Regions from separate parts of the Homo sapiens genome. Here region 2 is linked to region 1. Evidence: read pairs that join two places in POLR2A ChIA-PET (ENCODE). Cell type or tissue: A673. All regions are shown on one strand. Each heading gives the region's core, and the rest is flanking DNA. Links, peaks and the distances in the headings are about the cores only. Region 1 overlaps CNOT10 (CCR4-NOT transcription complex subunit 10). Region 2 overlaps CRTAP (cartilage associated protein).

What was found. ChIA-PET counts read pairs that join two places held together with the same protein. Peaks named below come from ENCODE experiments on the same cell type or tissue, not always from the same donor. Only the 100,000 strongest peaks of a DNase experiment are listed, where the experiment ranks them.
Region 2: POLR2A ChIA-PET joins it to region 1 with 7 read pairs; 2 of 35 experiments call an interaction of 5 or more read pairs at or near these places.

The regions. Positions count from the first base shown.
Region 1 is chr3:32,768,305-32,773,681 of GRCh38, reverse strand. CNOT10 (CCR4-NOT transcription complex subunit 10) reads right to left here. Exons shown (of 19, transcript NM_015442.3): 18 at 3,720-3,795; 19 at 1-225. The coding sequence ends at 71. Among named protein-coding and RNA genes, the nearest start is that of CNOT10-AS1, 34 kb to the right of the region's middle. In A673, for the core only: no CTCF peak of the experiment used is centred there; no DNase peak of the experiment used is centred there.
Region 2 is chr3:33,118,626-33,124,002 of GRCh38, reverse strand. It overlaps CRTAP (cartilage associated protein), which reads right to left. Exons shown (of 7, transcript NM_006371.5): 2 at 3,510-3,659. Among named protein-coding and RNA genes, the nearest start is that of CRTAP, 7.3 kb to the right of the region's middle. In A673, for the core only: no CTCF peak of the experiment used is centred there; no DNase peak of the experiment used is centred there; H3K27ac peaks cover 638 bases.

The sequences.
Region 1 (5,377 bases), core at 279-5,278:
TGTGATACAACTAAAATGGCCAGTAAATTCTCCCCTGGGTCTCAGGTAACAGTTTTCCAAAAGTGAAGTATCACTTTCTCTGCACAGTGGTGAAAGCCGGCATTTGGATGGGCTGGATCGGGTGGACAGGCTGAAACACTGGCTTCTTTCTCACTTCAGAGTGTGTTTTCACTGCAGGGAGCAGCTGATTCCTTTTGATGATCTGTAAGGCCAGCTGAGTATTACCTATAAAAACACTTCCCGTTAAAAAACAAAGCACAGAACAATACTGCCACACACAAAGCAAGACATGAAAATCCTGCTGGGGAGGTAAAAGATGATCTAGAAGAGCTGTCATCTGCAGCCTTGGCTGTATACTGGAATCCCATAAAGCCTCCATCTTATCCCCAGAAATTCTGATTTAAGCGATGTAGGGCATGGCCCAGGCAATGGAATTTTAAAAAGCTTCCCAGTGATTCTAAGGTATAGCCCAGGTAGAGAACTTGTTATAGGTGGGCTGTATAAAAGAAACAATCATCTGGGAGGGTTGGTTCATGCCTGTAACCCTAGTACTTTGGGAGGCCAAGGTGGGCAGATCGCCTGAGCTCAGGAGTTCGAGACCAGCTTGGGTACCATGGTGAAACCCCGTCTCTACAAAAAAATACAAAAATTAGCTGGGCATGGTGGTGCATGCCTGTAGTCCCAGCTACTTGGGGGGCTGAGGCAGGAGGGCTGCTTGAACCTGGGAGGTCAAGGCTGCAGTGAGCCAAGATCACGCCACTACATTCCAGCCTGGGTGACAAAGTGAGACCCTGTCTCAAGACAAACAAAAAACAATGAAACAATCTAGGGCAATGCACTAACCCTAATCACATCTTTAAGGAGGCTAAGGCCCGCTGGGTGCCAGGCACTAAAGACCCCTTCTTCAGCTATTAAAAAAAAGGGAGCCTTGTAAGAGTTCCCAAGGTCAACAAGGAGTTATGCCTTAGAACATTGGGTTTTTTTTGAGACAGAGTCTTGTTCTGTGGCCCAGGCTAGAGTGCAGTGGGGCGATTACGGCTCACTGCAACCTCCATCTCCCAGATTCAAGCAATTCTCCTGCCTCAGCCTCCAGAGTAGCTGGGATTACGGGCATGAGCTACTGTGCCCAGCCTTTTTAAAATTTTTTATTTTTTAAAAAAGAGACAGGGTCTCACTATATTGCCCAGGCTGGAGTGCAGTGACTGTTCACAGGAGCAATACTGCACACTATAGCCTTGAACTCTTGGCCTTAAGCAATCCTCCCGCCTCAGCCTCCAGAGTAGCTAGGACTCCATGCTTGGCTGTGACTTCATTTATGTCCCTTTTTTTTTTTGAGACGGAGTCTCGCTCTGTCGTTCAGACTGGAGTGCAGTGGCACGATCTCGGCTCAGTGCAACCTCCGCCTCCGGATTCAAGCAATTCTCCTGCCTCAGCCTGCTGAGTAGCTGGAACTACAACTGTATGCCAACACGCCCAGCTAATTTTGTGTATTTTTAGTAGAGACAGGGTTTCACCATGTTAGCCAGGATGGTCTCGATCTCCTGACCTCATGATCTGCCCGCCTCGGCCTCCCAAAGTGTTGGGATTACATGCATGAGCCACCGCACCTGGCCTATTTCTGTCCCTTCTAATCTCTCTCATTCATGTCTCTTTTCTACTTCATGCTATCTCATATTTAGAGCCAACAGCCTTTCTTCTAGTGAGATACATCTTGGAGATCGTATATGCCCTAGAGGCATGACCTGAATTTATGTTTGAATAAATAATTCTCAGCAAGAACTGGCTTACTGTAAAACTTGTTAATATGTGTTCAAAATACTATGGTGTATAACTCAAAGCAACTGCATTCTAACTCATGTTCTCAGTCATTTAGCTGCCTAGGAGAAAGGTTAATTAATAGTGATTAATTATAATTAAGTGTCTGAAGTTATGATTCTGTATTTTCTCAGATAAAAGGAGATAAGCTTAACTTGTAAGGAGTATTTGTAGGATACCAAAAACTCCCTAACTATATCTATCAATTTATCTATTTATCTATCTATCTATCTAGATAGATATAGGTATTTATTATTATTATTATTTGAGACAGGGTTTCACTCTGTCGCCCAGATTGGAGTGCAGTGGTGTGTCTCGGCTCACTGCAACCTCCCACCTCCCAGGCTCAAGCGATTCTCCTGCTTCAGCCTCCTAAGTACCTGGATTACAGGCATGCGCCACCACGCCTGGCTAATTTTTGTATTTTCAGTAAAGATGGGGTTTTACCATGTTGGCTAGGCTGGTTTCGAACTCCTGACCTCAAATGATCCACCCGTGTCGGCCTCCCAAAGTGCTGGGATTATAGGCGTGAGCCACTGTGCCCGGCCTATTATTATTTTTTTAGACAAGGTCTTATTCTGGCATGATCTCAGTTCACTGCAGCCTCAACCTCCAGGGCTCAAGTGATCCTCCAATCTCAGCCTTCCCAGTAGCTGGAACTACAGGCGCACACCACCACACCCAGCTAATTTTTGTATTTTTTGTAGAGATGGGGTTTTGCCATGTTGCCCAGGCTGGTCTTGAACTCCTGAACTCTGGTGATCAGCCCACCTCAGCCTCCCAAAGTGCTGGGATTATAGGCATGTGCCACTGCGCCCAGCTCCTAACTATATTTTTATGTAGAAGAATTTGATGGGTCGTCGCTCTGGCTCACGCCTATAATCCCAGCACTTTAAGAGGCCGAGGCAGGCAGATCACCTGAGGTCAGAAGTTCAAGACCAGCTTGGCCAACGTGGTGAACCCGGTCTCTACTAAAAATACAAAAATTAACCAGGCATGTTGGTGGGTGCCTGTAATCCCAGCTACTTGAGAGGCTGAGACAGGAGAATCTCTTGAACCTTGAACCCGGGAGGCGGAGGTTGCAGTGAGCTGAGATAGTGCCACTGCACTCCAGCCTGGGTGACAGAGCGAGACTCCATCTCAAAAAAGAAAAAAAAAAAAGAATTTGATGGGTCACCTATCTTCAAGGAAGGCAAATTTCTGACTCTGAAGAGAAAAAACAGACATTAAAAATCTCAGCCTTGCCGGGTGCGGTGGCTCACGCCTGTAATCCAAGCACTTTGGGAGGCCGAGGTGGGCAGATCATGAGGTCAGGAGATCGAGACCATCGTGGCCAACACGGTGAAACCCTGTCTCTACTAAAAATACACAAAATTAGGTGGGCGTGGTGGCGGGCGCCTGTAGTCCTAGCTACTCAGGAGGCTGAGGCAGGAGAATGGCATGAACCCGGGAGGCGGAACTTGCAGTGAGCCGAGATCGCGCCACTGCACTCCAGCCTGGGCTACAGAGCAAGACTCTGTCTCAAAAAAAAAAAAAAAAAAAAAAAAAATCTCAGCCTTGGCTGAGCATGGTGGCTTATGCTTGTCATCCCAGCTACTAGGGAGGGTAAGATGGGAGGACTGCTTGAGCCCATGAGTTTGAGAGCAGCCTGGGCAACAAAGCGAGACCACATCTCTAAAAAAAATTTAAAAAATTAGTTGGGCTCAGTGGCGTGCACCTGTAGTCCCAGCTACCTGGAAGGCTGAGGTGGGAAGGCTGCTTGAGCCTAGGAGTTTGGAGGCTGCAGTGAGCTCTGATGGTACCACTGCACTCCAGCCTGGGCAACACAGTGAGACCCTGTCTCCCAACCAAAAAATCTCAGGCTCTTTCAAGGGATAAAGTCCTAAACAGAGAGAATTACTCACCATTCTGCAGTTCAAGGTAGACTGCCAGCAAGATGGCCTCAGGGGGCACCTCTTTAGGATGGATCATTGAAGCCGCCTTTGCTCAAAACAGAAAGATGCCCGTGAAAAAACAAAAGCTTAAGATACACACTCCAAGTACATCTGCCAACCAACAAGGTAACAAACTTATTCAAGCTCATTCCCACGTGACTTCCTAGGGACTACCTGTTGTTCTGCTCTGATGAGCCTCAGTTCCTTTTGTCTTAAAACCTAACAATTAAGCTAGACATGTAATACTCTGGGTTTTGAGATGGGTGACTGGACACCCCGATACTACAGTCAACCATCCAATTCTGCTGGTGGCTTTCACAACAGACACATACAGTTGCAATTACATCAAAATCTGCATGCCCATTTGTTTTCCTAAGTAACACTTCAGTATTACAAACTGTAAGTTGTCAATGTCAGGAATAATAATTCAAACTTATAGTAATACAGAAAAAACGTACCACGTAGCATGTTTGAGGTCTCCATTCTTAAGGACTGAAACACACTTCAATTTAGTCCAATAAAATAATTTACTAGTTTAGGCAACATGCTGCCCTTAGATCTGAGTAAGAGCCATAGCATCGGCCAGCAGTTTCTCTCTGATCCAGTCCTGAAGAAGGAAGCCTGGACTGCTCTGGACAGAAGTGCTGAAATTACAGGTTTATTTCCTCAGTCTGGGCCTCTTTGAGCTACAGCCAAAATATTCCTCACCTTATTATCAACTTGTACTTCCCCATCTAGTTTTAGTTGCTCATTGCTTCCAGACAGCTCTGCCTCTTCTCTTAATCTAATCAGATAATAGACTTCTACAAATACTTATTGAACAGAGGTGGGTATGGAGATAAGACAGGGACTTCCCCTGATAACAAACAAGCATGCAAATAACTAACAATAATCCAAACACAGTTACGTAAATGCCAGGGAGAAAGGCAGTGAATGTGCTGTGAATATGGAGAGAAAGGAAGAAGTTTCTTTCAAACAGAGCTTTGGGGTAAGGGAGGCCTGCTTTAGTCCTTGCAGGGTAGATATCTCACAGGTAGAAAATGGGGAGAAATGGTACTGAAGGTAGCAGCTTGAACGTGGGAGATGTTGGGGAAGACCAGAAACGTGTACTAGGTTGGTTTCTGGCAGCATTAGGAGAAATCTCAGACTAGCGGGGCATGTTGCCCAGAGCATGTGCTTCTAAGAAGTTCCTCATGAATGAGGTGGGGAGGCTTTTATTCCTCTCGCCACAACACTGAGGTATAACAACTCTTTTCAGAAAATGAGATTTTATATATCTAAGCCTAGCTTTCTAGGCAAGCTGTATAGGCAAGATCGTCTTTATACCATTTTGTGGATTTTTTTTTTTTGAGACGGAGTTTTGCTCTTGTTGCCCAGGCTGGAGTGCAATTGCACGATCTAGGCTCACTGCAACCTCCGCCTCCTGGGTTCAAGCGATTCTTCTGCCTCAGCCTCCCAAGTAGCTGGGATTACAGGCTCCTGCCACCACGCCCAGCTAATTTCTTGTATTTTTAGTATAGACGGGGTTTCATCATGTTGTCCAGGCTAGTCTTGAACTCCTCACCTCAGATGATCCACCCGCCTTGGCCTCCCAAAGTGCTGGGATTACAGATGTGAGCCACTGTGCC
Region 2 (5,377 bases), core at 136-5,135, 350 kb before region 1:
ATTTGTCAAAACTTACTGCATTATACACTTAAAATTGATAAATATATTGTATATAAATAGTACCTCAATAAAACTGGTTTTTAAAATGGAACGAAAAGAAAAATGTAAGTTTGAGAGCAGGTATATTAGTCTGTTCTCACATTGCTATAAAGAAATACCTCTAGCATGGCCAATATAGGGAAACCCCATCTGTACTAAAAATATAGAAATTACCAGGTGTAGTCACATGCTTGTAGTCCCAGCTACTCACGAGGCTGAGGCACAAGAATCACTTGAACCTAGGAGGCGGAGGTGGCAGTAAGCTGAGATTGTGCCACTGTACTCCAGCCTGGGTGACAGAGCGAGACTCTGTCAAAAAAAAAAAAAAAAAAAAAAAACCGAGACTGGGTAATTTATAAATAAAAGAGGTTTAATTGGTTCATGGTTCTGCAGGCTATACAGGAAGCATAGCAGCTTCTGCTTCTGGGGAGGCCTCAGGAAACTTACAATCACGGCAGAAGGCAAACAGGGAGCCGGCACTTCACATGGCCAGAGAAGAAGGAAGAGAGCGGGGAGGTGTTACACACTTTTAAACAACTAGGTCTCATGATAACTCACTCACTATCATGAGAATGGCACAGAGAGGATGGTGCTAAACCATTAATAAAGGATCCACTCCCATGATCCAATCACCTCCCACCAGGCCCCACCTCCAACCCTGGGGATTACAACTGGACATGAGATTTAGGTGGAGACACAGATCCAAACCATATCAGCAGGTGTCTGTCACCCCACTTCCTCCGACAATGCAGTTAAACAGAAGTGCCACCATGCATCAGCACTAGTTACTAGGAAGGGCAACCACATGCCAGATAGTGGAAACTTCAAGGACTTTCTGCTAATTGTTGATTAGACTCGATTAGAAGAGAAATAACAGGAGGCTGAGGCAGGAGAATCATTTGAACCCAGGAGGTGGAGGTTGCAGTAAGCCAAGATCGTGCCGTTGCACTGCAGCCTGGGCAACAGGGCGAGACTTCATCTCAAAAAAAAAAGAGAGAGAGAAATAAACTAGGACCAAGGAAGTAGCTTGGTCTCCAAGAAATAAGTAGAGATCCTGGATACACACAAAACCTGCTAACTTGCAGAGGCCAGGACAGGCCCTGAATAAGCATGGGACCCTCCATTTGGAGTTCTCAGCTGCTCTGGAATGGTGGTATCTGAGGGCACCCCTTAGACCTAGAATTTTCACCAAGCTTAAGGCCTCAGGTAAAGACAGTGGATTTTCTTCTTCTTTTTTTTTTTTTTTTTTTTTTTGAGACAGAGTCTTGCTCTGTTGCCCAGGCTCGAATGCAGTGGTGCAATCTCAGCTCACTGCAACCTCCAACTCCTGGGTTCAGGCAATTCTCTCTGCCTCAGTCTCCCGAGTAGCTAGGATTACAGGTGCCTGCCACCACGCCTGGCTAATTTTTTTGTATTTTTAGTAGAGACAGGGTTTCACCATCTTGCCCCAGCTGGTCTTGAACTCCTGACCTCGTGATCCACCCACCTTGGCCTCCCAAAGTGCTGGGATTACAGGCATGAGGACCGCGCCTGGCCGAGGGTGGATTTTCTTAAACCTCCTGGGCAGGCCACATGCCCTGGAAATAAGACAGGCTGAGAACTGAAGGAGCCTTTCCTGAAGAATGGGTCAATAAGTAGCCAACTCCAGACAGCTGGTTCTGCAGAAGCAGCGGGGCAGCAGCAGCAGCAAGAAGGACCAAGCAGAAAGAGGAGGCCCCTGATCACACAGGAGGGCAGCACAGCCACCCCAAAAGGGCTCCAGTGAGGGCCAACAGGACTAGCTGAATTCCAGATAAGCCCAGGGCACTGACCACACGCACTCGGCTTCGTTCCCCAAACCCTATGAAAACAACAGTGAAGACTATGAAAGGCATAAATTGCTTTTATGGGAGAATGGGAAGGGAGCAAGCAGCAGATGAGATTTCAACAACTTTTGGAAAGGCAGGAAGTGAAATAGTCACAAAGGAGGGGCCAGAGGGGAAGCAAGCTATATGTCCCATTGGCATGCGCAGGCATGAGGGACCACGGGAGGCTGGGGTAAGGCATGGAGCTAGAAGCAGGGCTGCAAGTTTGAACAGGCTGTTGGGGTCCTGGGTCCGCTCCCAGCACCTACCCACCCACCCAAGAGATCATATCTCCCAAAGCCACTCTTCACCAGAGAGTGGCAGTTTATTCTAGAGACTTTACCCATAAAGGCTGAGGAGTCAGGGACCAGACGTAGCAGAGGCCAAGTGGAGGCATGAGGCTAAAATCAGGAAGCAGGTGAAGTATTCCTACTCACCTGGGTGACCCTGTCCCTCTCCCCACACTGGTTCTCAGACACCAGCAGAGGAGTATGCGCACCCCACCAGCCCTGCAGAAGGCTGGTGAAGTCTTCCCTGGAAAACTGACAGATACCCCCAAAAAGAGACTTCCACACATACATTTTCCCTAGCAGTCAAAAAGTGAGCCTGAGATCTGATCACTCTACAGAAAACCCTGTGGTCAGGCCTTGGGAACTATAACTTCTAGTGGATATTTTCCACATATCCCCATTTTCTTTCATTTTTTTTGAGACAGAGTCTCGCTCTGTCGCCCAGGCTGGAGTGCAGTGGCGCAATCTCAGCTCATTGCAACCTCTGTCTCCCGGGATGAAGTGATTCTCCTGCCTCAGCCTCTCGAGTAGCTGGGTTTACAGACATGCTGAGTCACCACGCCCAGCTAATTTTTGTATTTTTAGTAGAGACGGGGTTTCACCATATTGGCCAGGCTGGTCTCAAACTCCTGACCTCAGGTGATCCATCCGCCTCGGCCTCCCAAAGTGCTGGGATTACAGGCATGAGCCACTGTGCCCAGCCAAATTCCCATTTTCAACAATGCCCTGCCCTTGCTTGAAACCCAGGCCCCCAGTGCCTGAGTTCCAGAAGACCTTGACAATAGTGAGTGCTCAAAAGGGCGAGATCGTTCTTTCTTATTGTTGTTCTTACGACTAATTCTCATCAAAACTCTTCTTCGTAGATGCGCAGATTTAAGTGTCCTCTACTCTGTCACATCAGCCTTCCTAACTCGTCTTCATTTTCTACCTTAATATATTTAGGGTGCGTTTGTGTGCAAGTGTGTATAAAAATATATGCCTTCTCATTTCATCAAAACTGGAGATTTATGTTTCTATTTCTTGTGTTCCTGGTCATTTTAGATGATTTCCAAGATATGTCTTTAATCTACCCTCTTAAAACTAAATAATTAAATGACCATATTTCTAAAATGTAGCATTTAAAGGGAACATGGCTTTTAAAATCATCACGGCATACAAAATATCATTATTAAATGGATCACTTTGTGCTAAAAGTCAATCATTTCTATTGTCATAATATTCAGCAAATGTCACCAAAAATCACTAGAGGTCCTTAGCTATCAGCAGCTGCTTATGGAGAGACATTTCTTTAACAGTCCAGGTTGCCACTAACTGCCACATAAAAATCCAAACATACTTCATATGACTTGGTTTCCAGGTCTTTAATGTAGTCCTCGGCACCAGGCAGGCTCTTATAATATGCCATGTTCCTCTTCATCATTTCGTCATCAGGATGCTTCAGTAGAAAGGTGTGAGCAGCGGCGATGGCTTTGGGGAGATTATTTGCCTAAAAGGACAAAGAACATAAAAGCTACTCCATGGATGCTAAGTGGTAATTTTTGTAAAACAAGAATATCTGCTTAGTCCTTCAGAAACTTTGTGTTGCTATAACTTTTCCAGCTAAAGGTTCCATGACTTCCAGGGCCCCTCAAGACCAAGTCCAGGCACTGTGAGACAAGTGCTGATTTCCTGAAAGCGACTGTCTGGATGGCCTCGGTCTGCCTTTCCCAATCTACTCTGCACTGGCTACATGCCCCAGGAGGCTGGCCTGTGTGGACTATAACAACAGACTCCCTCGCTCTCTGGCTTCCAAAGAGGTTCACCCATGAGGAGCCCCAGTAGATGACTGAGGAAGGGAAGAGAGTAAGGTCATGTTATTTCATTTCCTGGTTCCCTCCCTGCACAGTCCTCTTGGGCTGCTATGTCCCTTAATTGAAGATCACAGTTCTTCTCAAGGTGACCCTCTCCATAGAGTCTCCCTCCTTCCCGGTTTCAATCACTGCTCTCTCCCCTGCCCCTTTTGGCCTAGGGTTGGTCATATCCCACTGCTATCACCCCTGTGGCAGAACACTATCTCTTGTGGATTCCCCATGCACTGCACACACCTTTGTAAATAACCACCTTCTTAAACTTTCCTCCAATTACCCAATATGACTGCACCATATCTTTTCCACTGGCACCTTGACAAATATATTGTTTTCCCAAATCCCCCACAGACCTTCTGCTAACATTCTCAATGACTCCACCACCTCCTCACTTATTCATCCATTCATGCAGCAATAAACGTCATATTACAAGAGCACCATTTCTAGGTTGTGGGTCTATAACAATAAGCAAAACAGGAAAAAAAAATCCCCACCTGCATGGACCATATATTCTGTTAAGTTCTCCCTGTCTCCTAGTGGCCTCAATTAAGAGCCTCTCTGTTGGGCTAGTTCTGGGTTCTGTCTTCCCGCATTTTACGCCACCCTACAATCTCAGTGGTACGTCTATCTCCCCCATCAGACTATGATCCTCGGGGGACCCAGCTGTGTGTCATTCATTATCTGGATTCCTGGTGCCTCACACAGTCCTCAGGACAAGGCAGGACACAATAAGTATCTGTGATTTGAACATAATGACATTATGACCATAAAATATAATAAAATTAATTCACATTTTCCTCTCTTTTCCCCTCTGTCTTCTCTCCATTGAAGGGGCCAATGATTCTGAGTTTCACTGTCTCAGGGGAGGTAGATATCTGGTCAGAACCAGCAAATTATTCACTTGAAAAAAGCCTGCACTCACAAAAGAGCCTGACAGGTTTGAGGGGAGAAAGAAATTGGAGAGGAGCTGCAGGAAGAAGCTGACTGGCCTGGGAGAAGAAGAGGGAGAAAGGGAATCTCCCAGGCTAGGAAAAAAGTTTCCCTTGGGATCTGTGAGAGCAGCAGGGCTGCGGGCCCCGGAGCTTCAGGGCTGGCACTTATCGGCAGTGTTCAAGACGGCAGAAGTCCTCAGGAAGAACAGGTATGTTATGGCAGGACCTCAGGAGGGCAGGCAAATAAGGATGCAGAGGCCTCCCTGTGAGGACTCATGACCACCAACCAGAGGGCCCCCATGCTGATGGACTCTTGGCACAACCTAGTAGGGAGAAGGGCAGGCACCTGTGCATGTGCACAGAGACTCAGCCAATCCAGAGGGACGCTCCAAGGCGGGAATTAGGGAATTCGGTTTAGACAGAGAAAA